Regions from separate parts of the Homo sapiens genome. Here all the other regions are linked to region 1. The links are chromatin loops, found by intact Hi-C in ENCODE. Cell type or tissue: heart right ventricle. All regions are shown on one strand.

The links. Hi-C counts contacts between places; a loop is a spot of excess contacts. Peaks named below come from ENCODE experiments on the same cell type or tissue, not always from the same donor. Only the 100,000 strongest peaks of a DNase experiment are listed, where the experiment ranks them.
Region 2: a loop joins it to region 1, with 2.1 times the contacts of the local background. A loop is called at or near these places in 10 of 110 quality-filtered maps.
Region 3: a loop joins it to region 1, with 2.1 times the contacts of the local background. A loop is called at or near these places in 19 of 110 quality-filtered maps.
Region 4: it touches region 1 in a loop (12-fold over the local background); 15 of 110 quality-filtered maps call a loop at or near these places.

What each region holds. Positions count from the first base shown.
Region 1 is chr1:214,102,667-214,110,666 of GRCh38, reverse strand. The region is part of intron 1 of LINC02775 (long intergenic non-protein coding RNA 2775); the gene reads left to right. Among named protein-coding and RNA genes, the nearest start is that of LINC02775, 5.5 kb to the left of the region's middle. RefSeq lists a silencer at 2,287-2,581 and enhancers at 1,930-3,415, 7,242-8,000. In heart right ventricle, no CTCF peak of the experiment used is centred here; a DNase peak (open chromatin) is centred at 3,036; H3K4me3 peaks cover 1,026 bases; H3K27ac peaks cover 4,644 bases.
Region 2 is chr1:214,050,207-214,058,206 of GRCh38, reverse strand. LINC02775 (long intergenic non-protein coding RNA 2775) reads left to right here. Exons shown (of 4, transcript XR_922584.2): 4 at 4,203-4,294. Among named protein-coding and RNA genes, the nearest start is that of LINC02775, 58 kb to the left of the region's middle. In heart right ventricle, no CTCF peak of the experiment used is centred here; no DNase peak of the experiment used is centred here; H3K27ac peaks cover 803 bases.
Region 3 is chr1:214,041,153-214,049,152 of GRCh38, reverse strand. PROX1 (prospero homeobox 1) reads right to left here. Exons shown (of 5, transcript NM_001270616.2): 5 at 7,643-8,000. Among named protein-coding and RNA genes, the nearest start is that of PROX1, 57 kb to the right of the region's middle. In heart right ventricle, no CTCF peak of the experiment used is centred here; no DNase peak of the experiment used is centred here; H3K27ac peaks cover 1,054 bases.
Region 4 is chr1:214,026,655-214,034,654 of GRCh38, reverse strand. The region is part of intron 4 of PROX1 (prospero homeobox 1); the gene reads right to left. Among named protein-coding and RNA genes, the nearest start is that of PROX1, 43 kb to the right of the region's middle. RefSeq lists an enhancer at 3,782-4,677. In heart right ventricle, no CTCF peak of the experiment used is centred here; a DNase peak (open chromatin) is centred at 3,894; H3K27ac peaks cover 7,097 bases.

The sequences.
Region 1 (8,000 bases):
TGGTGGGTTCTTGTTTCAATTAGTGTGTCAACATTGATGATCTCGGGTGAGTCCTCTTTGTCCCCTTCCTCCTGACCACCACTGGTCATTGCGGCTCTGGCTACTTCTTTGCAACAAGTGCTCTCTATTCTGGTCTAAGTTTTCATATCATCTGGGTGAGATTAAGAAAGCAGAAACCCTGGCTGGTCGCATTAAAAACAAAACCAAAAATAACTCTGCATACTTACCCCATGTTGACTCCGTTAGGAGTGTCTGTGCTTATTTCTTAGGCTCCCCATGTTACTAGAACACACTTTGAGAATTTCTTTATGCATCACACACACACACACACACACACACACACACACACACACACACACACAAAGTGGGGGGCCGTGGTACAGGTTCTACTCCCAGCTCTGAAGGAGTGTGCCGTTTTACTCCTTGCCTCAGTTTTCTCTACAGAGGAATGGGCAGGTTGACCTGTTGACCTCTGACATTGGAGGCCCCCTTGGCTTCCATATTTCGTGACTGCAGAGGCAGAATGGTTTGGGGGAAAGAGCTTGAACTGTCTACTACCTGTAAATAGACAATTTCTAAATTCTTTCTGGCTTCTTTGCCCATTGCTGAAGCAATAGGTCTCATCATTTCTGCCTCATAGGATTTTAAGTTTGAGATAATTTTTATGAGGAAGTGGTCAGGAAGGCCTTGGTAAAGTATAGTGGGTACAGGTTTTAAATTGCATTTTTCTTGTTTGCTTGTTGTCTATTTCCTTATTCCTGTGACTTTTAGGCTGAAGCTGGCTCATATTGGCTTGCCAAAGCTGATGAAGCTCATCTATTTCCAACTTTGTTCAGTCATATCTCCTTGGTAGCCTGAAATTGGTCATGGTGGGAGTGTTTACACCAAGGAAATTGGCTCACGCCTGTGATCCCAGCATTTTGGTAGGCCGAAATGGGAGGGTCTCATAAAGTCAGGAGTTTGAGTCCAGCCTGGCCAACATGGTGAAACGCCTACTCTACTATAATAAAAATACAAAAATTAGCCACGCATGGTGGTGTGTGCCTGTAGTCCCAGCTACTCAGGAGGCATGAGGCAGAAAATCACTTGAACCTGGGAGGCAGAGGTTGCAGTGAGCTGAGATTGCACCATAGCCCTCCAACCTGGGTGACAGAGTGAAACTCCATCAAAATTAAAACAAAAAAAAAAAAAAAAGGAAATTGGCAAATGTTGTAAATCAAGCCTTCTTTTCCCCCCTGAAAATTCAGTTGGGAAACATTACCAGCACTCCACTGAGCCTGACCTTCCTATTTTATTTAGGTTTATTCTGATTTCTCTGGATTTTGAGCATATTATTCACTTATGTAGCACCTGCTCATTTTGAGCTTACTGCATAAGTACTATGGATAGCAATGCCAGATAAAATACAGGATGTCTAGTTAATTTTAATTTTAGATAAACAATGAATAATGTTTTAGTGTAAGTATGTCCCATGCAATATTTTGGATGTATTCATACCATAAATGTATTATTTATCTGAAATGGAAACTTACCAGGGGTGTCTTGTATTTTTCTTTGCTAAATCTATCTACCTTAGCTATGGAGAATCTAGACTTATAAGATACAGTTCCTGCCTGGAGATGCTTATCGTATAGTAGAGATTACCGACCTTATGAAATTTGAGATGAGAATGTAAACTGGGAACTTGGTACACTAAAATCCTCATCTACATCATCATGTACCCTTTATTCAATGTTTATTGAACAACTATTCTATGCTGGGCACTATTCTAGGTTCTGAGGATTCCTCAGTAGACAAAACACAGACCCTTCTCACAGAGCTTCTCTCTGGTTTGAGAGAGACAGATAATAAATAAGATGAAAAAAAAAAGACTTAAGATATTAGTAGTAAGCACTGTGGAGAAAAATAAAGCAGAGAAGGGACCTGGGGCAGGTAAGGGAACAAGCCTTTCTTAAAAAGAATGTTTAGCCGGGTGCAGTGAATCACGCCTGTAATCCCAGCACTTTGGGAGGCCAAGGCGGACGATCACTTGAGGTCAGGAGTTCCAGACCACCCTGACCAACATGGTGAAACTTCATCCTTACTAAAAATACAAAAATTAGACAGGCGTGGTGGCACGTGCCTGTAATCCTAGCTACTGGGAGGCTGAGGCAGGAGAATCCCTTGAACCCCGGAGGTGGAGGTTGCAGTGAGCTGAGATCGCGCCACTGCCCTCCAGCCTGGGTGACAGAGTGAGACTCCATCACAAAAAAAAAAAAAAAAAAAAAAAAAAAAAGAATGTTCTAGGAGGAGGGTGCAGCCAGTGCAAAATCCCTTCACTGAGTCCTGGCCACATACCAGGCATGGTGCATGCTAAGTGCTTCATTTCCACAAGGTCATTTCATCCACACAGTAGCCCTTTGTGGTAGGTATTCATCTCATTTGCCTTTGCATGTGAGTAAACCACAGACCTGGGAGGTTAAATCTCTTGCACAGCTACTCAGGGATGGAGCCTACTCTCTCTCACCCAAGGCGAGCTCTCAAGCCCCTGGCACTTTCTTTCCCAATGAGACTAGTTTTAAAAGAGGTACTTCTGGATTTTCTCTGCTCTCAACCTCACCTGGCTCTGGGAGGAGGTGGGGGAGGCCCTGGCAGGCCTCAATGAGGCCTGTGTGCAGTGGGGCACCCCGCCTGCCGGAGAGGATAGCATCTTCCCTGCATTGTGGGCCTGCGGAGCACGCCTTCCTCTGCCCAGGAAGCCTGGGGGCCAGGCTTGGAGCTGTTCTCCCAGGAGCTGGGCTGGGGGTGGGGGTGGGAGGCGGGTGTCACCCCGAGGTCCTACAGACGCTGACCTTGCACCTAAAAAGGATACATTGTTTTCAAACACAGCTTCCTATTCCTGCCAGATAAACCACTACATTAACAATGCGTCCAGGTTGTAAAATGTTGGCCGGGGTTTCGTTTTTAGCAGCGAACTTTTTGTCAACAGATTGGCATTTTCCTCTCCATTCACCAGGGCTCAGCTCTCCTTTCAGGGCTGGGCACTGGCCCCTGGGTACCCAGAGATACACACACACTCAGGCTCGGTTCAGCCTTGCAGCGTTGATAAGGGTGTTATTATTAGACGTGGCCTCTGGAATCCCGGAGTTCATTCCCAAACAACGGCTCTTCTGGGTGAAATGAAAGAGCAGCTCCAGTTATCGCAGCAGCGGCGCGGATCCATTACCTCCTGGGCCTGCGAGTGCGGACCGCCCTTGACAGTTATCCCTGGAACCCCGGCTTGGAACTGGGGCCAGGACAAAGTGCATCTGTCTGCCCCTCCCCGCCAGCCAGTCCCACCTCCTCACTCACTCTCTGGGATGCCCCCATCAGCAGGAGTCCTGACACAGGGTTAATTTGCCCCTGGGCCGGGGGTCCCACACCTTGCTTTTGCTCCACGCCATTTCCTGTCCCCTCCCCAACCCCCTACCCCCTATATCTCCTTATTCCTCTTCCCCATCTTCAAAGCTGAGCTGAGGACTTACCACACCCAGGGGGTCCTCTGTACTGCATATGGCCCTGAGCAAGAAGTTTGCAAAAATTGATTGCCTCTTATTTGTCGTTTTCTTCCTAAGGGTGCTTTAAGATTTGTATATGTTTTTATCACAAAATAAGTGCCCTCAAGTATTTTTATGTGGCTCCCCAGCCAGATGGTAAGCGGAGAATCTGATGCCTGTGGTGCCTAATAATAACAGTGCGAGATCCTTGGGGGCAGAAAAAGTGTCTCTTTTTCCTTGGTTGAGGTATAAAATATTTGCAGTCAAATACAAAAATTGCATTCATCTTAGGTGTACGGCTCAATGTGTATTTATACATACACATGCATATATATGAACGTCTATTTGCTAACCAACACCCACATCAGGATTCAGAACATTTCCAGCTTCCTCCAGTGTCTTTCCAGTCAATGCCTAGCCTGCCCCAAGATAACCACTGTTTTGACTGCTACGAGATGTCTTAAACGTCTCTTCACGCCACATGGCAAACGCTTGATAAACTTCTTTTAAATTAAAACATATTATGCTGCAAAGCACTGTACTCAGTTGACCGGATGAGGTCTGCTATTGGCTCTTGGGGAATGAGTTAATCGCGTTAGCCTGGGGTTGTATTTCAGTAGCTTTGCCCGTGCTGGATTTAAACACAGTGGAAACCAAGTTAAGGGCAGTGCTGTTCTGTATATCAGTATGCCCACTGAGCCAAGGAGACCCATTTATTTTTAATTGAATTAAATTGCTCACAAAATGAAAGTAGCATACTTTCGTTCATATTTAATTACATACAGTGTTAAACAATGATCACCAAGAAAACTTTGCAGCTTTTTTTTTTTTTTTTTTGCCTCTGCTTTATTACTTTGTTAAACAAGATACTCTTATTAGCTGTTTTATGCTTGGAATTTTAAGGGCCCTGCTCTTCTACCACTCAAGAAGTGCTTAATTGGCAGGACACAGCTGAGTGAGGTGGTAGGTTGGCTGTGATACTGGCCATAGGCATTGTGTATGTGTATTATATATGTGTGTGTGTGTGTGTGTTTGTGTGAGCACACGTGCGTACTGGCTTCAATCACTGGGTTAAAAAGAGATAATAGTGGGAACAATTAGGGCTTCTAGCAAGTAAAACACACATTCTAGTTATCCTGCAGTCTAGAGCCATGCCTACTTCTCCAAAAAATTCCGTATATGCTGAGAAAAGACATTCCTTTTTGCAAGAGGTCATCCCCGAGGAAAGAGAGTTCTACTTTGCATAACAGCTTATTTTTGTACTTTATCCAGTTTTTCCTACATAATAAGCAATGATTCTTAAACTTTAGAGTACCTAAGAATACCCCGAGGTGCCCGTTAAAATACAGATTCCTTGGTCACATGGCCAGAAACTTTAATTCAGTAGGGGCCACAGAATCTGCATCTTCCACAGTGTCCAATGTGTTGATTTTGATACAGGGACTGGAAGGCCGCACTTTGAGAACTGTCATCATGAAGAACAGAACATAGGACAGAATTGAAGAGATCATCTAGTCTTATTTTTAGCAGTAGAATGTTTTTCAAGCTAAATCTTATACAGAACCCCCACAGATAAAGCAAATGAAAAGATTGTTGCTGTGCTGAAAGTGATGATGGCGTCTCATGGCTTCTCTTTTCTCCTGTCTCTGTAGCCTCTTCCTGGGGGTTACAGTCACAGAGCTAATGCACTTGGACCCACAGTTTGAAAACTCCTGAATTCATCTTATTAGTAAACAAATAATGAAGGTTTTAGTTGGGTAAATTGATAACATCAAGCACGAATTGTCTAAGTTGTGTCCAGAGACAAAATAGCTTCCTGGAGAACTAGTGCAGAATCTGTCATAAGAAGGATTCTGTAATTTTTGTGGAACGAATGACATTTTAGATGTTGTCTTAGATGTCACTGGCTGCCACTTGACTGGGTTATTCATTTGTTCATTCATTTATTCGTTCAACAAAAATTGTTGAATGACCATGATGCAAGGGACGTTAGTGTAGGCACTGGGGATACAGCAGTGAAGAAGACAGACAAAATCACTGTCCTTTCACAACTTGTGAGTAGCAGTGGAACAGAGATGGTAGATAAGAAAGCAAACACATAAAGGGTATGGAGGATGTGAAAGAGTCACATGTATTAGTCAGGGAAGTTCTCCCAGAAGAGGCAATATTTGAGTTGAGACCTGAATGATAAGAGGGAGGCCCCCATGGGAAGAACTGAGGGAAAGGGAAGGGGATTTTGTTCATAAATGTCCAAACTCTGAGGTATGAAGAAAAGAAAGAAGACAGTATAGCTGTAGCATAGCAAGAAAATGGTGTGAGATGTGGGCAGAGAGGCTGGCAAGGGCTACATGAAGCTCCAAAGGCAGGAGTTTGATATAGAGGCTATTCTAACTTTGTGGATGTCATTGAACTAGTGATTATGGCAGGCTGTGTTTTCTTTTCTTTCTTTTTTTCTGCACTCCACCTATGCTGGAGTGCAGTAGCACTATCATAGCTTACTGCAGCCTCAAACTGCTGGGCTCAAACAAGCCTCCCGATTCAGCCTGCTGAGTAGCTAGGACAACCAGAGTGAGTTGCCATGCCCAGGTAATTTTTATCTTTGTAGAGATGAGTCTTCCTATGTTGACCAGGCTGGTCTCAAACTCCCAGCCTCCAGCAATCCTTCAACCTTGTCTTCACAAGGCACTGAAGTTACAAGCATGAGTGACTGTATCTAGTCATTATTTTCCAATGATGGATGCAATGCTATCTCCCATCTCCCAGTTTCTTCTTCAATGTGATGTTGCTTCCCCCCCGTCAAAAGAGTGGAGTTTATTTCTCTACCCTCTTGAATCCGAGTGGGATCTGTGACTGCTTTGACCAATGGGATACAGCAGAAGTGACGCTATGCCAGTTTCAGGCATAGCCGTTTACTGGCCTGGAAGTATCTGTCTTCTACTTATTGGACTGTTCACTTTTGGCGTTCTCTCACTTAGGACCCAGCCATTGTATTGTGAGAAGCCCTAGCTGCATGAAGGAACTGTGTGTGGGTGCTCTGAACTTCCACTCATCAAATGCCATTCAGGAGGGGAGTCACTGGGGATGTGCAGCCCTAGTGAGCCTTCGGATGGCTGCAGCCCAGCCAACACCTGATTGCAAGTACAGGGAGAAGGCCTATGCAACAACCGTCCAGCAGAGCCCAGTCAGTTCTCAGAGCTGGGGAAAATAGTAACAAATTATTGTTTCAAGCCATTATATTTGAGGCAGATGCTTATTCAGGAATAGATATACAGATCAACACTAAGATGGCCTGATAATAAGAATCTGAGCTGCTAGTATAGCTCTCTTTCCCCCTCTATCATGTTGCCATAAGCCTCTTAGTGAAGAACTTCTGAGCCAATGAGAAGCTAAGAAGAGCTTTTTAAGACAACTCACTTTCAAAATCTAAGTAGTTTTCACTTTGATATGAATAACTTCTCGCCCTAAGAATTTTAGTAATTTTAGTATTCTTTTCTTTGATTACATGCTGCTCTTTTTTTTTCCCCCCCTGGGAGCTTAAGTATCACAGAGAAATGAGAGATTTAGTTCAGAAAATCCTCCCAAAAGATAATTTTTCTTCAGCAGAGAAGATTGCTTTGGATTAGCCGTACACCCCAGGGCTTACTAGGAAAGCCCTGGGCTTTAAATTCAGAAAGAGAAGAGGTTGATTTCCAGTTCTGCTATTTCTACTCATTGTGTAATTTGGGTCAAATAATTTAAACTTTCTGAGTCTGTTTCCTCATCTATAAATTGGGAGGATGATACTGAATAATGGTAGATCAAAGACTAAATGAGATTTTTGCAGAGTGCACGGTGCACATAATGCATGTAGAAAACATTATTTCCATCCTACTCTCCTCCATTCTTCTCCTACTCTGGTTTTCCCCACTTCCCCTTCCTGTCCTTCTTTATCCCTCTCTGATAAGAATGCAGAGCTTAGGAGTACAAAAAAAGGGGCTGGGTAAATGAGAAAGCTGCAAATAAAGCCTGGAGTCCTACAAGCATGACGTGTGGCTTAGTCATAGAGGATGGAAGGAGCACAAAGGTCCCCCTCAAAAGTCCTTGGAGGCTTATGTTTCTCCCTTTGCTGGGTGATTCATGATCTCGTGGCTATTTCAGGTTATTGTTAATTTGCCTTTTAGTTTACAAAGCACTTTCACATACCTTATTGCATTTGATCTTCACAATAACTGCAGGGCAGTTATTATTTTCTTCATTTTACAGATGAACCAAGTGAAGCTGACAATGGTTAAGAAATGAGCCCACAAACAGTGAGGAAGAGGCAAAGACTTCGCTTGAACCCAGATGGTCTTGATCTCTTAGTGCAGCTTCCAGTATTCTCATGCTGTCTCCTGAAAATAATTCTCAAGTTGGTAACACAATAATGGTTCACTCATCAAGAGATGTCTGTTATAGGAACTTTTTAAAAGGCACTTCTGGGGATAGAAAAATAGGTAAAAATCATAG
Region 2 (8,000 bases), 52 kb after region 1:
CACACAGTTCAAGCAAAACTGTAACTTCAAGGTTCCTAAAACACACTGCTTCAAGTTCTGAGTTGGAGAAGCCACACCCGCTGCCAAGTCCCTCGGGGGCAACAACAAGTAGGGAGTGGCAAATTTACCTGGGAGGAAAAGGGGGCACATGCAACCAAGATGCTCCACTTCTGGAAGGTTTGCCACCTTGTAGACCATGAGCTCCTTGACTGCAGACTTCATCCTGTCCCTGGTATCCCCCTGGGCCCAGCTGAGTTCTGGGCACATAAGATGAGCTCATTAAATGTGTTAAACAAGCAAATACATTAAGATGGTGCTACTGATCTACTATCTATCTATCTGTCTATCATCTATATCTATCTATCTATCTATCTATCTATCTATCTATCATCTATCTCTATCTATCTATCTATATCTATCTATCTATCTATCTATCTATCTATCTATCTATCTATCTATCATCTATCTCTGGTACAAATTGGTCCAGAACCTCCAGAAGCAAACAAGAGGACATTTTCTTTTATAACATGCTGCAGCCCCCTATCAACCATTGCTGACTAGACATCTAGTCTCAGTTATTTAAGGGGACTCTCTTTCTCCCTTGAGGTTGATCTAGAACCCCAGGGTTTATGGGACCCAGGAAGATTGAGGATGGACCTTGGGTCTCTAGTTAATTGTGTTTCTTGTCCGCTTGCTTCCTGCCTATAACACTAAAGGCTAGTAATGGAAGGTGACTCTATTAGGACACCTCTGCTATCCTGATGATTTGATGGCAGACCTCTTTTCCTCTGCCTTCAATGAACATACTTATCAATCTGCTTCACAGTCACCCATGCAGCAGTTCTCCCACCCTCTTGCTTCAGGGAAGCAGTTTTCTTCCTACTCCTAACCCAAACCCTGAATTCCCATCTCCTCCTAGGCACAAGGACCTGGGGCTGGTCTACATCCCTCCCTTCCTCTTTAGACACAAAAGCCTCCATCCGTTCCTTCTCAGGGACAGTGCTATTAACCCACAGATCTGATGATTAAAGGTTTGTAAAGTCCCCTGGAATAAATGGGCCAAATTCAAGAATGCAAAGACCAGGCTGTCCTTAAAGGGAAAGGAAGAAAATTTTCCTCCTCCCCCTTCTTCATTTCTTCTTAAGACTAGTACACAAGAAAGGCATCAGGTAAATTCTCAATTACTCAGTCTGTTAGATATATAAATAAGTATATTTTATGGGATCATGTGATTTACTGTATTTCATGAAATCTAAGATGCAATTGTAAGACACATCATCATTTTATGTTCTTCTAAGAAGAAAAAGATGCTACTATGATAAGTATTAAACACTGTTGATTGCATGATGCATCACAATTTCAAAAGTGATGGTATTTTAAAAAATGATCTTTAGGGCTGGGCTCGGTGGCTCATGCCTGTAATCCCAGCACTTTGAGAGGCCGAGGTGGGAGGATCACGAGGTCAGGAGTTTGAGACCAGCCTGACCAACATGGTGAAACCCTGTCTCTACTAAAAATACAAAAATTAGCCGGGCATGGTGGTATGCACCTGTAATCCCAGCTACTCAGGAGGCTGAGGCAGGAGAATCGCTTGAACCTGGGGGTAGAGGCTGCAGTGAGCCGAGATTGTGCCACTGCACTCCAGCCTGGGCAACAGAGCGAGACTCTGTCACAAAAAAAAAAAAAAAAATTGGAATCAACAAAATGTAATACTGCATTATTCAGCTCCTAGCCTTTTTTAGTTAATAATTTGCCTTGGATGTCTTTTTGTGTTGATTTATAAGGATCTACTTATTGTATAAATCATTTTATGGTATTAATCATTTATCTACTGGTAGATCTTATTTTTGCATTTGAAAACAATGTTTTAATGAAGACATATATTTTTGTGCATTTTGTAAGCATTTGTCAAAATGTAATATGATCTCGTAATTCTACCAGAATTACAGTCAATTTGTCCCATTAAAAAAGCCTACCTACTTATAATCTTGTGATAGTGTGTGAGGCTGTTGTTTTCTTCATGCCCTTGTCAAAACTGGATAATATCAGTATCAATATTTTCTATTTTTCAAATCTAATTGGCAAAAAAGGTATTATGTTATATTTTGCACTTGTCTGATTGTCAATAAAGTTAAGCGTATTTTCTTTTCTTCTTTCTTCTTTTTTTTTTTTTTTTGAGATGGAGTCTCGCTCTGTTGCTCAGGCTGGAGTGCAGTGGTGCAATCTTGGCTCACTGCAACCTCTGCCTCCCGGGTCCCAGCAATTCTCCTGCCTCAGCCTTCTGAGTAGCTGGGACTACAGGCATGCACCACCACGCCTGGCTAATTTTTGTATTTTTGGTAGAGACGGTACTTCACTATGTTGGCCAGGCTGGTCTCGAACTCCTGACCTTAAGTGATCTGTCCACCTTGGCCTACCAGAGTGCTGGGATTACAGATGTGAGCCACTGTGCCTGGCCCATATTTTCAAATGTTCATTGGCCATTTTTATTTCTTCCCTATTGACTATTTATGCCCATTGCCCATTTTACCACTGAATGGTATTTTTTTTTTTTTTTAAACAGGAGTCTCGCTCTGTCACCCAGGCTGGAGTGTAGTGGCACGATCTGGGCTCACTGAAAGCTCCGCCTCCCAGGTTCACGCATTCTCCTGCCTCAGCCTCCCGAGTAGCTGGGACTACAGGCACCTGCCACCACGCCTGGATAATTTTTTTTTTTTTTTTTTTGTATTTTTAGTAGAGACGGAGTTTCACCATGTTAGCCAGGATGGTCTTGATCTCCTGACCTCGTGATCCACCTGCCTTGGCCTCCCAAAGTGCTGGGATTACAGGCGTGAGCCACCGCCCCCAGCTGGTATAGTTTTTAAATTGACATATAAGTACACTTATAATACATAATACTTATAATGTACAATACATTACTTATACACTTATAAGTAATGTATTAAGACTTGATAGTCTATATATACTTAATATATATTTTATCTCTGCTTATTTTCTCTAACTTTTCTCATGCTTTTTGTTGTTATTGTTGCTGAGATGTAACTTTTATGTAGCCATATCTTTTATTTTACTTCTTTATGGCCTCTGGGTTTTATTTTGCTTAAAATGTCTTCTAAACTGCAAGATAATAAAATTAGTTTTCCAGAAGGTTCATGTATGTGTTATATGTGTGTGTGCTTGTGTGTTTGAATATACGTTTTCAACCTTTTGTCTGTCAATAATTCATTTTTGCATGTCATGAGATGCGAATCTAACTTTATTTCTTTGATATCATTAGCAAATTATTCCTATGGTATTTGTTGAATGGTTTATTTTTCCCTCCTGAATGGAAAATAATCTTTATAATAGACTAAATTTCTATGTTTGCTTGTATTGTTTCTAGATTTTTTATCTTTTTAGAGATAATGCCTTTCTCTGTCACCCAGGCCAAAGTGCAGTGGCATGATCATGGCTCACTTCAATCTCAAACTCCTGGACTTAAGTGATCCTCCTGCTTTAGCCTCCCAGGTAGCTGGGACTACAGGCATGCATGTGCACCACCATACCTGGCTATTTATTTATTTATGGAGATGGAGCCTCCTTGCTATGTTTCCCAGGCTGGTCTTGAACTCCTGGCCATAAACAACCCTTCCACCTCGGCCTCCCAAAAGGCTGCGATTACAGGTGTGAGCCACTGTGCCCAACCTGTTTCTGTGCCCAACCTGTTTCTGGATTTTCTAATCTGCTTCCTTGAACTGTTTTTGTCAATTCTTGAATTAATAATACATATTTAATTACTGTGATTATACATTTTGTTTTTATATCTATTGGGGCAAATCATAGAAACAATAGATAAAAATATACATTAATTCTCCAAATATTTATTGAGTGTCTTCTATGTGTCAGGTTCTGTTGTAAGTAATTGAGCATCTCTGACAACTTTATTGAACTTTAATATAATTTTAATACTTTTTAAATTGATTTTCTTTTTTACCAGTGTTTTCTTGGGTTTTGTTTAAAGCATTTTCTCTTTTCTTGAACATTAGAATAGTTGTGCTAAGATCTGTGAACAGTCCTCTAAAATTTGACTGTGATTACTTTAATTTATAAATTCATTGCATTAATTTGCAGGGTAAAGTTATTGAGTAAATTAGGAAAAATAAGCATATTTATCATTTTGCATGTTTCCATTAAAAAAGTTACCTTATCTCGATATATCCTAGTTTCCTTGTTTTGAAAAATGGACGATAGCCCAGGTGCAGTGGCTCACACCTGTAATCTCAGCACTTTGGAAGACTGAGGAGGGCGGATGACCTGAGGTTGGGAATTCGAGACCAGCCTGACCAACATGGAGAAACCTTGTCTCTACTAAAGATACAAAATTGGTTGGCATGGTGGCGCATGCCTGTAATCCCAGCTACTTGGGAGGCTGAGGCAGAAGAATCGCTTGAACCCAGGAGGTAGAGGTTGTGGTGAGCCAAGATGGTGCCATAGCACTCCAGCCTGGGCAACAAGAGCAAAACTCCGTCTCAAAAAAAAAAAAAAAAAAAAAAAAAAGGAAGAAAGGAAGGAAGGAAGGAAGGAAAAAAAGATGATGATAGTAGTGTTAACTGCCTCATGAAATTTCCGAGAAAATTAAAGAAATCACCTATGTAAAAATCTGAGAGAATTCTTGGCACATTAAAAGAACATAATAAATGTTAGTTACTATTATTATTAAAATTATTGTCTGTCTCTATTTTTTAGGTCTTCTTTATGGCTTTACAGTTTTATAGCTTTATTCCTAATGTTTTTTAGGGTTGGTTACTATATTATTTCCATTATATGTTCTAGTTGTTTATTTATAGCTTTGTTCCTAATATTTTATAGGTTTAGTTACTATTTTATTTCCATTGGATATTCTAGTTCTTTATTGCTAACACATAGAAAAAGTAGATTGAAATACACATTAATTCTCCAAATATTTATTAAGTATCCTCCAGGGCCTGGCGCGGTGGCTCACACCTGTAATCCCAGCACTTTGGGAGGCCAAGGCAGGCAGATCACGAGCTCAGGAGTTCGAGACCAGCCTGGCCAACATGGTGAAACCCTGTCTCTACTAAAAATACAAAAAGTTAGCCAGGCATGGTGGCGTGTGCCACCATGTAATCCCAGCTACTGGTGAGGCTGAGGCAAGAGAATCACTGGAACCTGGGAGGCGGAGGTTGCAGTGAGTCGAGATCATGCCATTGCACTCCAGCCTGGGCGACAGAGCAAGACTCCGTCTCGAGAAAACAAAACAAAACAAATAATATCCTTCAGGGTTTTTTTTCCCATTTCTTCCTCCAGTCTAGCTCTGGTGATATTGGGAAGTACCAAGGTGAAGAAACAAAGGCTAGAATCAGAAATATGTTATTTCCTCTCAAGGTTGATATGTTTGATCGCCAAAGTCAAATATAAATACAGTACATTTTCAGTGCTGTATTGTTCATACTAAACTTCTGTATGGCCAGTTTGGATACACTGAAGAATTGACTGCATTGAATATGGAAATAATTATTGCTATTAGAATCTTTGAATACTGGCTTATACTAAATGTGTATATTACTGCGTTTGACCATCTACTTTGTAAATAGCCATATTATCTAAATGTTAAAAAGGAAGTTTGTTTTGAGACAATTTGGAGAGTTCAGGATACCCAAAAGGAGGATATAGCGTGGTGGATTCCAACCATTGCTAAGAGAGGAAATCGCTAAATGTTGCATAAACTACTAGAAATTTTAGATGTGATACCTTGAACAAGAGATATTAATGGGTAGAACTCTAGGTGGGAGATAGCAGCTGAAGCTGCTATGAGGCTAAAAGAATATCACCTCTCCTTTGAACAAATTATCCGGGGACTCATCAGTTCATTGGGTAACTAAGTCCTTTTATTAATACTCAAAAGAATATTGTGATAATCTCTAGGATTTTTAGATTAAAATTCTCCCCAAAGGTCTCCACATGGAGATTTTCTTTTAGGGGTGAAGCTGTGTCCAGGTCTAGGAAGCAGTCACACAACTATACATTTATTTATATATTTCCATTCTTTCAAATGTCAGCAGAGCGCCTATAATTTATGCTTAGACAAGTTTAAAGTGAATATTGGTGTTCTGAACATTGTTGAACCTTTCCTTTTCTCTATTCATTGTAACTAGGATGGTATCCCCTCAAGCATTACTGGCCTTGTTCCACTATGTCAAATGTATGCAGCAGAGAAAGGGGATACACCAGCAGCTGGAGTGGCTGAGCGGAAGGAAGGACACTAGAACATATTAATCCCATTTTAAGCAACAGGCACTGTGTTAAGTGATTTCAGATACAATACCACATTTAATCCTCATAACAAGCTTGCAAGGAGAACATTGTCACGACTGTATTCATACATGAAGAAACTGAGGCTCGGAGACATTAAGATTTGAGCCAGGATCTGTGTTCTTCCAAAGCCCATGGGTCAGAAATGCCAGCTGATTCTGGTTCCAGCTAGAACTACCAGACATCTTAGGCCAGGTCTCAGGAATCCTTGAGGCAAAAATCTGCATAACATTGAGGCCAAAGATGAGCCTAATGGAGTTGGACCTACCCATTTAGTGGTAGACTTCTTTATTGGCAAAATATTCTGTCAAGATCTCCCCTGATGGACAAGTCAAAATTCTTTCCAACATAACAAAGACCTATTGTCATCATGGGAATGCTGCGATCTTGCTCTTTCAGCTCAAAAATCTACTTTCTGGAACCAGGTCATGGACTTGCAGGACTTTCCATCTACAATTTTGTTTAGGGAATTGAGATCAGATGAACAGGGCCGAGGAAGCTGTAGGCAGACAGAATTAGTGATAATTCTTTCCCACAATACTGCACTCCATTCTTCTAACATACCTCAAGTGCATGCCCTCGGCCAAAACAGATCTGGCAAGAGGAAGATTAACAATGATGACAAAAATAGTTCCTGACTTGATAAAACAAATATCAACTGGGACAAGAACAAGAACTGCCCATAAACCAACCTTGGGATCTAACATGTTCTTCATTAGGACAGGATTGCACCATCTTAAGTATGTCACCTCATGCTAACTCTGAAGTTAGACCTTAAACCACTGCCCTTGAACTTAGTCAATATTTGCAAACTGTGAAAAAAAGAGGATACAGATCAGCATGAGGGGTAAATGTAAGATATTCTGAAATAACTTTTTTTTTTTTCGTTTTTCTCTAAGCTCCTAAGTCTCTATTTGTTGATCTTTCAGAACCAACCTTTGGAGACTAGGTTACTTAGGCAGATGTTTCATGTAATATTGTGTGCATTGGGAGGGTGGGGTGGTGGTAAATTTTCATTGAATAAAACATGGCTTTGTCTGGGTCTGGGCTGCCTAATTTCCTCTCAAGATAAAGATGAGCTCATTTGAGCCTATCCGTCTCCAGATCAGTAAACACTCCGCATGGGTCAAATTCCAGTCCCAAACCCAGGGCTCCTGCACTTCGGGAGCACATCGATTTTCCCTTTCCTGAGGCTTCAGGGTGAGAGGTCAGGGCAGGTGTGGGCGTGGGTGGCCCAGATTTCCTCTGCCTTCCAGCTTTGCTTCTGTGCATGCTCTGCCCAAGGCTCAATTCCCAGAAGTGGGAGTGTTCATTCTCACTAAGCCCAAAGCACGTTTCAGCAGCAGCGTGCCTTCTTCACCATCTCCTTCCATTCTCCCATTTTGCCCTCTACTCAAACTCAGAGCGGGATTTTTGTGCCATCTGTTTTGCAAGTTAATTTCTTTTCTGATTACTTACCATGAACCCCCATCTTCCTAAATAAAGTTCTGCCTCTTTCCCCACTCTACTCCACTTTTCCCTTAACCATGGTAAGAACTGCAAACCCACGACCACACTGAGAACAGCACAATGCAGCATTACGACTTGTGTGTATTTGATGCCCTCCCTCCCATCTGTAACACACATACTTGTACACCCATTGGGAGCTTCCACCTTTTGAGAACAGGGCACATAGCTCACTCCTGTTC
Region 3 (8,000 bases), 62 kb after region 1:
TGTTCTCAGTCCTTTTTATGGCCGCATAGTATTCCATGGTGTATATGTACCACATTGTCTTTATCCAGTCTGTCATTGATGGGCATTTGGGTTGATTCCACGTCTTTGCTATTGTGAATAGTGCTGCAATGAACATACATGTGCAAGTATCTTCATAATAGAATGATTTACATTCCTTTGGGACTATACCTAGTAATGGGATTGCTGGGTCAAATGGTATTTCTGGGTCCTTGAGGGATTGCCACACTGTCTTCCACAATGGTTGAACTAATTTACGTTCCCATCAACAGTGTAAAAGTGTTCTTATTTCTCCACAGCCTCATCAGCATCTGTTGTTTCTTGAAATTTAAAAATCTCCATTCTGACTGGCATGAGATGGTATCTCATTGTGGTTTTGATTTGCATATCCCTAATGATTGGTGATGTGGAGCATTTTTTTATATGTTTGTTGGCCGCATAAATGTCCTCTTTTGAGAAGTGCCTGTTCATGTCGTTTGCCCACTTTATAATGGGGTTGATTGTTTTTTTCTTGTAAATTTGTTTAAGTTCTTTGTAGATTCTGGATATTAGACCTTTTTCAGATGGATAGATTGCAAAAATTTTCTCCCATTCTATAGGTCATTTGTTTACTGTGATGACAGTTTCTTTTGCTGTACAGAAGCTCTTTAAATTAGATCCTATTTGTCAATTTTTGCTTTTGTTGCAATTACTTTCAATGTTTTTGTCATGAAATCTTTTCCCATGCCTATGTCCTGAATGGTATTGCCTAGATTTTCTTCTAGGGTGTTTATAGTCTTAGGTTTTACATTTAAGTCTTTAATCCATCTTGAGTTAATTTTTGTATAAGGTGTAAGGAAGGGGTCCAGTTTCAATCTTCTGCATATGGCTAGCCAGTTCTCCCAGCACCATTTATTAAACAGGAAATCCTTTCCCCCTTGCTTGTTTTTGTCAGATTTGTCAAAGATCAGATGATTGTAGATGTACAGTCTTATTTCTAAATTCTCTATTCTGTTCCATTGGTCTGTGTGTCTGTTTTTTGTACCAGTGCCATGCTGTTTTAGTTACTGTAGCCTTGTAGTATAGTTTGAAGTCAGGTAGTGTGATGCCTCCAGCTTTGGTCTTTTTGCTTATGATTGTCTTAGCTATATGGGCTCTTTTTTTGTTCCATATAAATTTTAAAGTAGTTTTTTCTAATTCTGTGAAAAATATCAATGGTAGTTTAATGAGAATAGCATTGACTCTATAAATTACTTTGGGCAGTATGGCCATTGCCATTTTCACAATATTGATTCTTCCTATCCATGAGCATGGAATGTTTTTCCATTTGTTTGTGTCCTCTCTGATTTCCTTGAGCAGTGGTTTGTAGTTCTCCTTGAAAATGTTCGTCACTTCCCTTGTTAACTGTATTCCTAGGTATCTTATTCTCTTTGTAGCAGTTGTGAATGGGAGTTCATTCATGATTTAGTTCTCTGCTTGTCGATTGTTGGTGTATAGGAATGCTTGTGAGTTTTGCACATTGATTCTGCATCCTGAGACTTTGCCAAAGTTGCTTATCAGCTTAAGAAGCTTTTGGGCTGAGACAATGGGGTTTTCTAGTTATAGGATCATGTAGAAATGACATTTATTATGATGTGGTGTGTTCTCACATATTGTGTGCGTGTGTGTGTGTGTGTGTGGGTGTGTGCGTGTGTGTGCTTTGTATATATACATGAAGATATATCACTTTTTTTTTTTGAGATGGAGTCTCACTCTGTCACCCAGGCTGGAGTGCAGTGGCATGATCTCAGCTCACTGCAACCTCTGTCTCCCAGGTTCAAGTGATTGTTGTTCCTCAGCCTCCTGAGTAGCTGGGATTACAGGCGTGCACCACCACACCTGGCTAATTGTTGTATTTTTAGCAGAGATGGGGTTTCACAATGTTGGCCAGGCTGGCCTTGAACTCCTGAACTCTGGTCATCCACCTGCCTTGGCCTCCCCAAAGTGCTGGGATTACAGGCATGAGCCACCATGCCCAGCTGATATATCAACTTAAAAAGCACAAACGTGGAGTTATGTTATCTAAAAATATTTCTGTATTTACTTTTCAAACTCCATAATATATTATGAATAACTTTTCACTTCACTGCATAGCTACAGCTCAATCTCAAACTTTTAGTAGATGTATAATATTCCACAAACCATGGAATCAAAATACAAATTTACACCTGAAAGCACAAATAAAGCTTTTTTTTATTTAAAGCAGGTATAATTTTTGTGTGGTTGTGGTGACATAACAGGGAAACAATTATTCTTAGGGTTAGTTCTACCCAATTTGAGTTCACCTTAAAGAGGCATAAAGTCACACAATTTATTTCAACAATTCACCTGCTGATGACATTTGGTTTGTCTACAATTTTCCATTACTACATATAATCCTGCAATGACTATTGCTGAACATGCAACATAAAATTTAGATGTATTAATGGAGGCCCACCCGCTTCAAATTCCAGTTACCTGTGACTCTTCCCCATTCAGTCATGGGCAAGCCCTGCTTCTAGAAGGGATGCATAAAGGAAATGCAGGGAACAAAGAATCAAGGTTTTGACCACTTAAATGTCTAAATAAGGTCTTAAAACTCAGTGTTGAGAAAATAGTCTTGAAAATCAAGGCTTTTAATTTGCTAGAGCATGGCTTTTTTGTGTGCATAATAAAAAGAGTGTTTTTAGTTTCAAAAGTTTTAGCACCAAAGAATCAAGGCATAAAGCTTAAGCCAGGGGTGTCCAATATTTTGGCTTCCCTGGGCCACATTGGAAGAAAAAAAATTGTCCTGGGACACACATAAAACACACTAATACTTATGATAGCTAATGAGCTGAAAAAAATTAAAATATTAAAAATAAAGAGACACATTTCATATATTATTTCTGTCAAAGAGTCCTCCTGTTGCATATAATGGCAACTCTTACAAGCTTTATCAAATTGATTGGGGTCAGCACTGCCCAACTCAAAACTTACCCTACTTATCCTTTCCTTTTAGAATGTAAACAAATAGGTTTTAATTTTAATTCAATATTTCACAAAGTAAAAATATCATGATTCCCTTTATGTAGAATGAATGGCCTATCTTTATTGGCATTACTTTGCTGGATTTGTTTTTTTTATTCTTCTTTATTTAAGTTAACTGAGGGAAGTCCTTAAAATTGCACAAGATGAATCTGGCTTTTTCCAAAAACTCAGAGTTCCAAAAAAGATTTGTTCAAGTAAGTCAGGGCCTCTGAGTCAGGCAACCTTGCACACGAAAATGGCTGAAAGAGCAAAGGCTATTTTGCCCTAGTAAAATAAAAAATTAGAAGACAGTAGCCCATAGTGATTGCCCAGTAGCAGATAGCTGACAGCCCAGAAAAGAAATATTTGCTTTCACCATTATTAGAAGTTAGAAAAAGCAAATCAATCTATCAAGAAACTTTCTCCTGCATTTCACTTAGAAGCAAGTCCAGATTCTTCTTCAAATCAGCTTGGTACAAGTAATGAGCCCTATTTGTAGTATAATATTATTTTTACTATATGTACTGCTGGACTGGATTTGATTATGTTTTGTACTTACATTAATACATATGGACTTTATAAAGAAATTGAGTTATATATAAACACTGTACATATGTGTATAAATACTGTATATATGTGTAATATGTATACTATTTATACAATATAACTTATTTTTGAATAGTTGATAGAATTCACCCATAAAACTCTGAAGGCCAGGTGCCTTTGGGGAGAGGAGAGGAGTTTTGATCTGATGTTTGTTCTGTTTTTAGAACAACTTTAAAATTTTCTTCTGTGGCCTTGATTGTCTTGAAGGTTTTTGCTTCTGGAGTAAATGTTGATACCTGTATTTTGCTTAGAAATGTATCCACTTTACTGAGATTTTTCACATACGTAACCACACTGTTGATTCTACAAATTCCTAGATGTTAAGTGAAGAAAAGACATCAATAATGCTCCATTGGTAACCTATGTGTTGTTCATGAATTTTTCTAGTTGTTCATGAATTTTTCTAGTTGTTCATGAATTTTTCTAGCAGGAGATACCTACACTCAGATGCCCAGGCTCATATTATGCTTGGACACCTGCACATCTACCTTCCTTTGTGCCAGACTTCAAGACTTGCTCAGTCTTACCGTCAGTTGCTGAGCCGTGAAGGGGAATTCAGGGAACACTTTTTTTTGTTTTCTGGTTACTAAAGATTTTTCAGTTGTGAATAATCGGAAGTATGACCATTGATTTGGGGAATTATTTCCCAACAGGTCAAGGGTAACAACAATGACAAGAAATCCATAACTTCAATTTTCATGGTCTAGAGCTACTTATACCAAGGAATTTCCAATACCAGCAAAGCACAGAGTACTATTTGCACAAGCACTGGGGAAAACCCAGTGCTTTCTACACTGGCAGATTTATTTGCAGAGACACAGGCATTTTTTCCAGGGTGGCTGCCAAACTATCTCCTGAGCCTGTCTAGCTAGCACCTGGGAGACTCAGCAGGGGGCTTTGCAAATAATACCCTCCCCTTTGCCAGGATTGAGGCAGCCTAAGTGATTCTGTTTCAGTGTGTTATGGCACCTTAATCTTTCTGAGCTGTCCCACTCTTATTCTGGAGCCTAGGCAAGCATGGCTGGCGGAAGGTGTGGCCACAGCAGCTATAGGCCTGAGGCTGAACACAGGGGCCTGGGGAAATGGCAAGAGTGGGGCAGAAGTTTTTAGTTCCTGCTGCACTTCTGTGTTCTTCAAAATTTGAATGTCCTGGGAAGTTGGAATGGGTGTGGGTGTTTAAGCCCTTAGATCACAACTTAAAACAACATGGCAAAGTAACTAAAACCACTGACTGGAAGAGAAGAAAGAGAACAGAGATTCAGTACAAACCAGGTGCCAGGCTCTGTGCTGTTTCCATGGTGCAAAAATAGTCTCTTTTTTAAAGGTTTATTATCATTTTATGTGTTATTATCTATTTTAATTTTCCTGTTCATCCTTAAAAATCTCTTACCCTACCCAATGAGAGTATTGAGTTGTGTTGTTGAGCAGAGAACTCCTTTCTTTAAATGAAGGTTTGGTAGAATTACTTGTTAATTAATACTCCCATTCATACATAGAAATCTGTTTTATCTTACTCAAAAAGATCACTGTTTTAAGCAGAGAACTCTTTATATTAAATGAATATTTTATTATACCTCAATATAAAGATGAAGCTCCTTTTGTTGAGGTCCTAATCTGGTGGCCCCTGAGATAATAACCACATTTCTCTAGCGATCTGGGGAATAAAAGCCACTGAGTTAGGTTATCTCTGAAATATCTTCAGTGATAATAATTTTTCTTTGGAACCAGAAAAACAAACCAGGCTTTAGTGGAGAAGTGTGCCTCCTCCTGTGAGTTCTTATGAATGATTTTTGGGGAGATGTAGAAGGACTCTATGATCATGGGCAGGAAGCCAGTCCTGGGGACGGAGGGGAAGGAGGCCTGGGAGACAGAAATGGCTTGACAGACCATACAGCCTTTTTGCAAGATGCAGCCAGGAGTGATACCATTCAAAAAGCCTAGCCTGATGTTTGGTGGGGAAGGCCTCCAGTCCATAATTACTTGCATTCAGGTGACATCAGACCTAATACAGAAGCAGTAAAAATGTATTCTTGTACACTGCATATCTTTTTATGAATGTACCATTGGTAAGAGAAACATATCAAGTCAGTGATATCTTAATGTTAACTTTCGTAGACGGCTTGTTGCTGTGAACAGAGGGAGGGCTGGGGCAACCCAGGAGCACCAGATGCTTGACAAGAAGCAGAGACACTTACCCAAGAGAGAACCAGTCATAAACAGAGAGAGAAGGATCTAGAGTCACACTTGGCTATCTTCAGAATTTTGCCCTTGTCACTTAAATTGCCTTCTCACGAGAAGCAAAAACATCCTAACACACCATTTTCTTGGCAGGTAGGAATCCTTGGCAGGTGAAAGTCAACATGGTGACCACACTGAATCTAGCAATCCTTTAGCTCTCATAATTATTTCAATTCTCCTGGGACACTGAAGCATTAAGTGACTTGCTTAGTTTTCTCCGGGTAGGCTGTGTAAAAAGTTTTAGAATTGAATGGATTGGAGACAGGTCTCCTAATACCCAAAGCAATACTCTCTTGATGACTTCTTTAGTTTCAAAAGCTACTATTTAGCTTTTTATCCCAATGTAAAGCCTCCCTCTACTACATGGTTATATCTTTGGTAAGGGAGTACAGCACAATTTATTTCTTCAGTAATCTTTAATAAATTTACTTAGTTATTATATCTGTTATTTTCTAAAATTGTATCTGCCATTTTCCTTTGTACACCCTTTTCTTATATTTTATGCCTTTTAAAATTCAGGAATGTCCATAGACCCCAGCATTTGGCAGTACATGACAAACATTTGATGTATTTCTATGACTTTTATTCAGGGGCATCTGTGTCTCACCTCTGCATGTATTAAATTAATTGTAAATATGTACTGATTTTTAGCCTTGCTTTTGAAGAAAAACGTTAATTTTTAAAAATTAATGGAGATAAAAATGAATAAAACCAATCTTTTCTTTATTATGAGGTTGAGAAGCTTATACATTCAACTCTAAAGTGGGCACTGGTCACACTGAGATGCATGTGGAACAGGGTTTATGATGACGGCTCAGATCAGTGTTGAAGGTGGTGCATTTTATTCTAGACTAATGACGCCAGATGATTTAGAGTCACAAAAGTAGGGCTTGAAGGTATGTTTTTAATAAACCTCCTACCTGCTGTAACCTGTTAGTGATTTGGTGGCTATGGAAATTATCCAATCTGGCATAAAGCAGATAACTGTTAAGTACAAGAAGATGGAGGAGTCACTACATTCCTGCAAATGTCTTTTCTCTTCCAAGAAGAGACAGTGGAAGGAGGGAATTTTTTTTTTTCCGATCAGGGAATAACTATTTTGGCATAGAGGGATTTAAGTATGCACTTTTGCACAATTTAGTTAGGAAGACTAGAATTTAAATATGTGGCATTGATAGAAAAAAGAGCTGAAAGTGGAAAAATGCTATCATCCTTTAACAAAGTTTTAATATTGCATTGACTCCAGGCACCCTTGTGTCAACAGGGTCAAAATATAAAGTTTTCATCATTAAGGGGAAAGCAAAAGAAGAAATCAGAGATGATGAAGACTCAGTCTGCAACAGCATGTACAGACACAAGTGAGGTACAGCTGCAGTGAATGGTGGATAATAGAGTCAATCTCAAATAGCAGGTGATTTCTGCTAGTTTCTCTTGTTCTTAATTTAAGAATAAAGGAGATATCATTTTAAAACAAAGTGAAATAGATAAAAAGAAATTTTCAATAGCCATAAAACTAATGCTCTTAGTATGGAACATGCTGCCAGCCATGTCAAGAGAAACATTTTAGAAAGGTTTTGAAAATTTACAATAGTACTTCTTAGTTCTGAGTTCATCCAGAAGTAAGAACAGTGCAAGCCCCAAATCCCCATATTTTAAGTAATATATTTGCCATTCTGTGACTTTTGGGAACATCTTTCCTTGTTCTTAGAATCATTCAACATTAACAATTGTTGAATTAAGAGTAAAATATTACTTTGAGCTAAAGCTTTTTTTTTTTTTTTTAAGTTTCAGGGCTAAATAAAGTTAAGCCTGAAAGATGTTTCAGAGAGAGAAATCCAAGCAATTATTCCAAGCATCTAAAGTAAAAGAGGTTGTTTCTAGGAGCTGCACGTTAGGCTAACAGAATGAAGAATTGTAGTGAAAGAAAATCTCCATACTTGACATTACTGGCACAACTAGCCTACTGTCCTACAATTGGATACAGGTCCAAAAATTAAAAGTCACTCTTTCTTTAAGAAAATCAAACGGCACTGAGCTTGTAATGTATATTTTATTTTGCACAAGCTTGCATATATACTGCACATACATTCAGTTTAAGAGGAGATGGAAGGCACACAAGGCAATTGGACTAC
Region 4 (8,000 bases), 76 kb after region 1:
TGATCTCTTGACTAAGGAAAGCAGTAGCTACTGATGTACTTATTTAGTGTTCTTTGGAAGTTACTTATAGTACAGCATGGTCTATCTATCCCCACACCAACATAATGGAATCACAGAATAATCCATGAACTCATGATTTTCCAAGTACACATTGACACTTAGTAGATTTCTTTTAGTGGGGTACTTATACACCAGTAAAGTTTCATTTTTACATTAAGTGCAGACGTATGAGGACATAAACGTATCATAGGTGTACATGTAGCCATATTTATCTACGCATATACAAGAGATGAAAGACATTTCATCTAAGTTCAGACATGCCACGTACCAAAGTAAAAAGGAAGTAGTGTAATGTTGAACATGTTTCATCTCTTTCTTCCCACCTTGGGTGCAATGTACTTTTTAACAATAGTAGTAACTGGTAAAGAAAACCAGAATCATCACCCGACATCACTGTTTTTCACGTTTAAAATTGGACAAAGAAGTTCATTGTTCCCTATGGCAAGTTAATTGTTGTTTATAAAGAAATGTAATAACTCTGCAGAAAAAAATGAAAGGGACTCCTTTTGGGGCCAATCAGTCTTAAGCTTACATTTTTATCAGACCCTCCTAAAGACTTTCACACTGGCCCATTTCTTAGGACATAATTCCCAGTGTTGCCTGGAAAATCCTTCAAAGTGCCGCCTTGTCCGCCATGAATGTGCAAACCCATACACCTCAAGGGCCATTCTCTGCTGAGAATTCATGTGGATTTTCTACAGGCCTTTGGGTGATTTCCTCCCAAATGTCTTGTATACATGAGTATTTGTTGGAGGAGAGCTTAGCCCTCCCACTCACATTATACAAATAAAAATTCGTGAAGCAATCTTTTCTAGCACAGTCACCTCCACCCCCAAAGATAATCCTCCACATTCTATCAAATGAGCATCACTGAGGGAGGGAATGTGGCTGGAGAACAGTGAAGCGGAGCAACTGCCCACTCTCACTCCTTGGATTGGGAGCTGTTAGCCAAATGCTACAGAAACATAATCATAGGCATTTATTAATTTATTTATTTGAGATGGAGTTTTGCTCTGTCACCCAGGCTGGAGTGCAGTGGCATGATCCTGGCTCACTGCAACCTCTGCCTCCTGGGTTCATGAGACTCTCCTGCCTTAGCCTCCTGAGTAGCTGAGATTACAGGCAAGTGCCATCACGCCTGGCTAACTTTTGTATTTTCAGTAGAGATGGGGTTTCACCATGTTGGCCAGGCTGGTCTCCAACTCCCAACCTCAGGTGATCTGCCCGTCTTGGCCTCCCAAAGTGCTGAGATTACAGGTGTGAGCCACTGCACCTGGCCAATTATAGGCATTTATTAAAATAAACGTTTCAAGAAGGGTGGTTTCATCAGCCAACGGCAATACAGCCTCAGTGAAATTCTATGTTCCTTGAGCACTCAGGGATGCAGCATGACATGGCAGAGAGCTTTGAGGGGTGAAGGTGTGGGCAGCTGCCCCAGAGAAGCCAGAGAAGGCCGGAAGCCCTGCCCACACCAAGAACTGCACAGGAGGTCTGGGGAACCAGGGACAGGGGAAGGGCAGGCATTGTTCAAGACTGTCAGAGGAGAGAGAAGAGGTACATCTAGAACATCAGCAGCAGGGGAGGGAGGGAAGTGTAGTTGTAGGATTTGCATGAGAACAAGGCAACTTCTTTGGGGGTTGTATGCAGTCTCCTCTTCATCATTTTTATAGTTCGTCATGCTTGTTAATGGTTTTTAGTGGGTTTTAATCTGTTTTAAATATTCCTTTCTTGTGGTGGCAATCATAGGTTATCCTTTATCACCTTTTGCATTTGTGTCTTGATGCTGTTTAACTTTTTATCTACTTTTATGTACTTTCAATTACCTCATCATAAGGTGTCTCTAGATAAGGAGCCTCAGCAGAGTATCTTTTGCAAAGTTATTTGGTAAATAGCTCATAGTGAGATCTTGCCTTCTGCTTTACTCCATATTGCTCTAGAGTGGCAGTTACTTAATACTTTAACAATACTTAATAAAGGGAAGCTTCAGCCTGAGCAACATGATGAAACCCCGTCTCTACCAAAAATGCAAAAAAATTAGCTGGGTGTGGTGGCACATGCCTGTGGTCCCAGCTACTGGGAGGTGGAGGTGAGAGGATGGCTTGAGCCCAGGTGGCGGAGGTTGCAGTGAGCTGAGGTTGCACCATTGCACTACAGCCTGGGTGACAGTGAGACCCCATCTCAAAAATAAAAAAAAAAAAAGAAGTTTAAAATAATGGTAAAGTAAGGTAGAATTCAAAGAGTTCGAATAGATCTCAGAAATCATCACTTTATAGATGAAGAAAGCATGAGATTGTATGAGATGAAGAAATGATGAGATGAAGAGATTACTGTGAGGTAAGGTGTCTTTGCATTAAACGATGCTGGCTCCCTTTTAATGCTTTTTCAGCAATTTCTACTATTTATATGAGGCACCAAAACCTTGAAAAGCTGTGCCTCTGTAATCTTGAAAAACCACAGAGAATCTAGTAACTTCAAAATAAATGGAAATGGTATAAAAGATGCCCTGGAGGAGACTTTGGTTATTGGTTTATATTTGGGAAGAAATGAATTCTTTGTGAACAAATAAAATGATTAGTTAATATAGTGCTTACTTTGAGGTGATACTCATGCAATGGACTGGACTGGACAAAAGAAAGTTGTAATGAGATACTGAACTACTGGAGCAACTCATGTGTTTGGTGGCTCCCAGAGGTACACTTTTGGGTAGCAACTGATCTTCTGAGAGGGTTCCAGTGAATTTCATCCACACATAGAAACATCACCCATGGAAAAAGAGACCTTTACCTCTGCTTGAAAACACCCAGCTCCATTTAACAGAATAATAGGGGGTACTTTCTGATGTTTTGTGGGAGCATCTTAGAAACCAGTCTTATCAGAATGATGTTGTCCATATTTTTCTGCACCTCTTCACACCTAATGGCTTTCCCATCACCAATAAACATCTGCAGAAAATCCCTTAGTGACAAGTAATCCCTTATCTAGGTTTCTTTTAATAGAACCCAACAATCTGCAGAATGAACCCTAGAGTATCTCCTCAGCATCAGGTGGTAACAGTCAATCAAGTCACTGGAATGCAAGACAATGCAGGCGGCTGGGGAGGGCGGGCGGAGGAGGGGAGAAGGCCCTGCCTTTGGACATGCCACAGGGAAAAAACAAAAGGCTTCCAAAGTCTTTGGCTGGAACTCTGAGGCTATTGTGGGAGCTGCTTTGCCCAGCGTTCCTCAGGAGAGGAGAGTGGAAACTTTGTTTTGATAAAAAGGCATCCCAATATAGGAACGTCACCCCAGATGGTCTTGCCTTGATATTTGGAGAAGAATATAAAGTAATGAGGTACTTGAAGATATGCATAAATTTGAAGGGGGTTGGCTATCAGCTTCTACCAATTTCATCACAGACTTGAGTCTCCTCAGAGCAAACAAGAGCCTTCTGGGCTTCCATGAAATGCAGAAAATGAGAGGAGGTTTTCAAGTCTGCCCAGTCCACAGCTGGGTTGCGCGTGTGTGTGCGTGCGCGAATGCGCGCGCGCGCACACACACACACACACACACACACACACACACGGTGTGTTGGGTGGGTGGTTGTTTTGCTGTTCTTTTTTTTTTCCATCGGAATGAGTGGCAAAGACACATTTTTCTCCTGTCTTCCTCCTCTTCCCAGTTGCTTTACCTTCAAGGATGATTTGTTTTATTAAACTGACTGTCCCTAGCCTCTGCAGTACATAATAAAAGCCTGACATAGCAGGCTGCCTGCCTTCTGTGTCCTGCAGATACTCATCATAAGTGTCAGGACATACCAAGGTTAGCGGTCACTGGAAGTGTGCTCGCTGGCCCAAACCTTGCCAAACGCTCTTGGCAGCTGAATGAATGTCACAGAGAATAGAAGGGGAATTACAAAGGTTAAAAAGAAGACAGCCTCTCCTATTTTCTGGAGACAGAGAAGCTCATTTTTCACACCTCTGAACCGTCCGTAAGCTCATTCATCAGCCTCTTGCGGGGGACCTAAACCTTGCCCCTTGCTCAGTTCTCCATGGACACTCCTCCCTCCTCAATCCCCTTTAAAAATTGGCCCTCTGGCCTCATTTCATCACTGAAATGATCTTCACTGAAATGGACAGAAAACAAACCAGGCATCGACTTCTTTCCCTGGCCACCCACCCCCCAACCCGTAACCAAAGGCTCCAATGGCCTATCAAGCCTATCAATAGATTACAAACTTTTCAAGGGAAATCATCTTTATAGCTGATCTTTTAAGCTAATTTTTTTTTTCAAACTTGCTTCGATGGAGAAATGGAAAAGGACACGTGTACTGGCAGGCATGGCTAGCGAATGGGAAAGTACAATCCTGCCTAGTATTTTGGTGAATTAGTTTGTGTGTGGGTTTTCCTTCTTCTTCCTCCTCCATTTTTTTTTATACTATAAAAGGGCAATAAAATGCTGACTGTAAGAAGACAATGTCAAGGAGAAAAGGGTACTGGTATTTTGGATACTCTTCACTGCTCGCCTTGGAGAGAGAGTTATTCTTGTCACAAACCCTTTTGTCTGCATCTGCTGACTGCTTGCCTGTAGCCAGCAGCATACTTTAACTGTTTTGTCACCTCCTAACATCACATGCATCAGCTGTTGGGCTTTTGTTACGGGTATTGTAGAACTAATCCGCTGTGGCTGTTCTACTGTGCGGTAAATAAAACAGAAACGGGCTTCTCAGACTATTCTGCATGAATATTTCAGATGGCTTTTACAACTCCGATTCACAAAATCAAATAAATAAATAACTCCCCAGCCACCCCCCAGCCTCTCCCCACACCCAGAAACAAAACCCCTCGATCTAGCCCCAGATGCCTCCAAGTCAACTGCATTCAAGAGGCTGACTTGAGCCTTCAAGCAATTGTTTCAGGGAACTCGAAAGAACAGTGCTCTCTCAATTTTCACACCGTGGAATTCATATACAGTAGTAGAGTTAAATATATCTAATGCTGAAGCAGCTCTGAAAAATTGGAGAAAGTTACTTTTTGTCCCTGTGGGCCTTTAAAAATATATAGGTAATGCCATCAAAAATACATAGTGAAGAGCTGCCTTGTCAAACTGCTTTTATTGTTTCCATCCGTATTTTCTTCCCTTCCACTCATCTGAAAGGGGTCAAAGGTAGATGCTTGTGCATTTAGTTTATCCTAAGAGTCTCTTTTGTGCTCTATATAAGAGCACAAAAGAAGAACCAAACTTTGCTGGGTTAGAAAAACTGCATCTGCATCATTAGCTCCTTAACGGTATAATGATGTACCAATCATACATAGCGAGGTATTTTTCTAGATGACTTCGAAGTGTCTTTGGAGAAGTTAAAAAGAGAATGGGCATCTGCACACGTGTGTGCACACACACGTACACAAAAATCTTAGGGAAGGAGACAAATAGTTGAAGTACTTTCCCGAGCATTCATTCACCCTAGAGTGCACATGATTCCTCTAAACAAACTCTCCCATCCCTGCTGTTTGTTAAGTAAATATCGATCAAGGAGAGACTCATCTCCTGACAGCAGTGGCACAAGCTGGGGACTTACACTGCAGACAGAGTGGACTTAAATGGATAAACTCAGATGCTTTAGTAACTCCTCATAGAGATTATCAGATGAAAAGCCAAGAACAGATACGTTATTGCTGCTCCTCTTCACTGTCTCACTCACACTAAACTCTCCTGCCAGAGGCTGAAAAGAGGAATCATGGAGCTGTAAAATATGGTCACAAGATGTGGTTACTAAGGGTCTCCCTTTGCAGTCATGCATGCATTTATCCTGTGTGTACAGCCGGGGACTAACAGGCCCTCCAGAAGAGAAGGAATGGTGCAGGATGCTATACACAGTGAATCCTGAGATTCTATTCCAGTGCCCTCTCATTCCAGGGGAGGATCAAATGGAAAAGAAAACATGAATGCACTTTGGGAAGCATAAAATATCATCCAAATATAAGGTGGTTTACAAGTTTGAGATTTTAAAGAGGAGCCCTAATTCCTGGGAAGCATTCACTGTGATTAATAAATGTCTGCAAAGCATCGTTTTGAGAGGTGCTCTGAGGAGGTTCGCTTGGGTGAGTTTGTTGGCTGAGTCAACCGGTTGAGAAAAGTTGCTTTGTGTTCCCTAAGTTTTATTTTGGCCATTTCATAATTATGAGTCAAAATCCTGTTTTCTGCACTGTTCGTAGCTGAATGGATACGTGTACTTCTCTGGGAAGGTCAGTTTTAAAATCATCTTTAGAGATTAGGTTTTGTGTATTGAACACTGAGCACCGTGGTCAAAGGGCAAGATGTTATATTTAGAGTTCCCAAACAGCTAAATGGTGTTTGAATTTTATTAGGATGCTTGTGTTTGGAAAAACTAGCAGGATCCAGGAGCACTGGCTGTGAAGTTGCTTTCGGGTGCCTGCCGAGTTACCCCAAATGAGGCAGAGGAAGGTTCTCCAGCAACATCTGGGCTTAGGACTAAAGGCTTTCTCCCTCTGATGCTCCAGGTGGCATTCAGCTTTCAGGAACACTGAGGATTAGATTCGTCTAATACCCATGCAGTTTGGGCCCACTTTCTAGTTACATGTTTTGCTGTTTAAATATGTGAAAAGTAAATGCTTGTAGGAAGTGGCTATAGTTCAAGGCTGTCTTAAGAAAAAAAAAAACCTAAAAACTATGTTTCCTTGGTCTAAACAAAGGAACACATGGCAATAACAGTCTGTATCTCTTTTATATATATATATATATAAAGCTTCGAAAGAACAATGTTCTGTTGAGCAAAATTCAGTAGCATTCTGTAAACATTAATTTAAGGAAATCAATAGACTCAGTGAGCTAAAGCCATATTGCAAGATAAACTGGCCAGAGTGCCACTTTGTCAAATAGATTTTCGTTTTCTCGGCTAGATAAAGACAGTTTCAAAACGGGGCAGACGTGTTGCAACCAGGGTTTGAAAAGTATGTGGCCTTCAAACAGTCTGCTTGTTCCTACTACAAAGCTGGATAAACATACTTTAAAAATGATAAGCCTGGTTTAGAATTGACTTGGCTTTCAAATTTTACATATAGTAGATTTCTTGGTCATCTCACAGGAAAAGAATAAAACAAAGTACCATGCATTCAAAATAGAAAATGTACTTAGGTGAAAGGGGTTAAATTGTCTTGAGAGACAGAGCTTTGGGAGCAGTTTCGGTTGATGCTTGACTTTAAAAAAGAAGGGAAGAAAGAAATCTTTATTCATGCTGACCTGATGGGCAATCGGCCTTCTTGCCAAAATCCCGAAGCCAAACTCTCTAGTGAGTTTGAGATCAGAGGTTTCAGCTGGTGGAAGCTGCTCTCTTCTGTGCTCACCAGGCAATGTCATGTTAATGTGCGAGGGGGTGTGGGGGTTGGGGGAAGCAAACCCAGGGAAAGGCTAGAGAAGGAGCAGAAGTGATGAGCCACCCAATAGCCCCAAGGTTTTTGTCAGCCAGACGGAAAGAGTTGCAGGGATAATCCAAAAAGTGGCAACGGGAAAGCAGGTCTCTCCTCCTGTCACCTACATGGAGTTTGTGGCAGTACACTTCCAAGTCAGACCACTTGACATCCTCCAATGCCACACCAGCCCTTATAAATGCTGATAGCAAACAGATATGACATGGTGAAAATGGCCCCCTGGAGGAAATGTAATAAAAAGAATGAACAGTCACATGCAAACTGCCAAGGAGGGAGGTTGAGGATCTACCTTGAATTGACAGGGAAACTCCATGGAAAAGCATCACAGGAGCTGAATTTTGGTCTGCAGTGTACGGATCTGGGGGGCTGCTACCGGCCAAACCCCTCACACAGACTTCTCTGACCACAGCAATGAATGAAGGGCAGAGATACACCCTGAGTATCTTCTTTGTTTTTCTACCTGAATTTGAGTCTTTGTCTTTTAAGAGTATTTAGAAAATACAAAATTCACAATAAA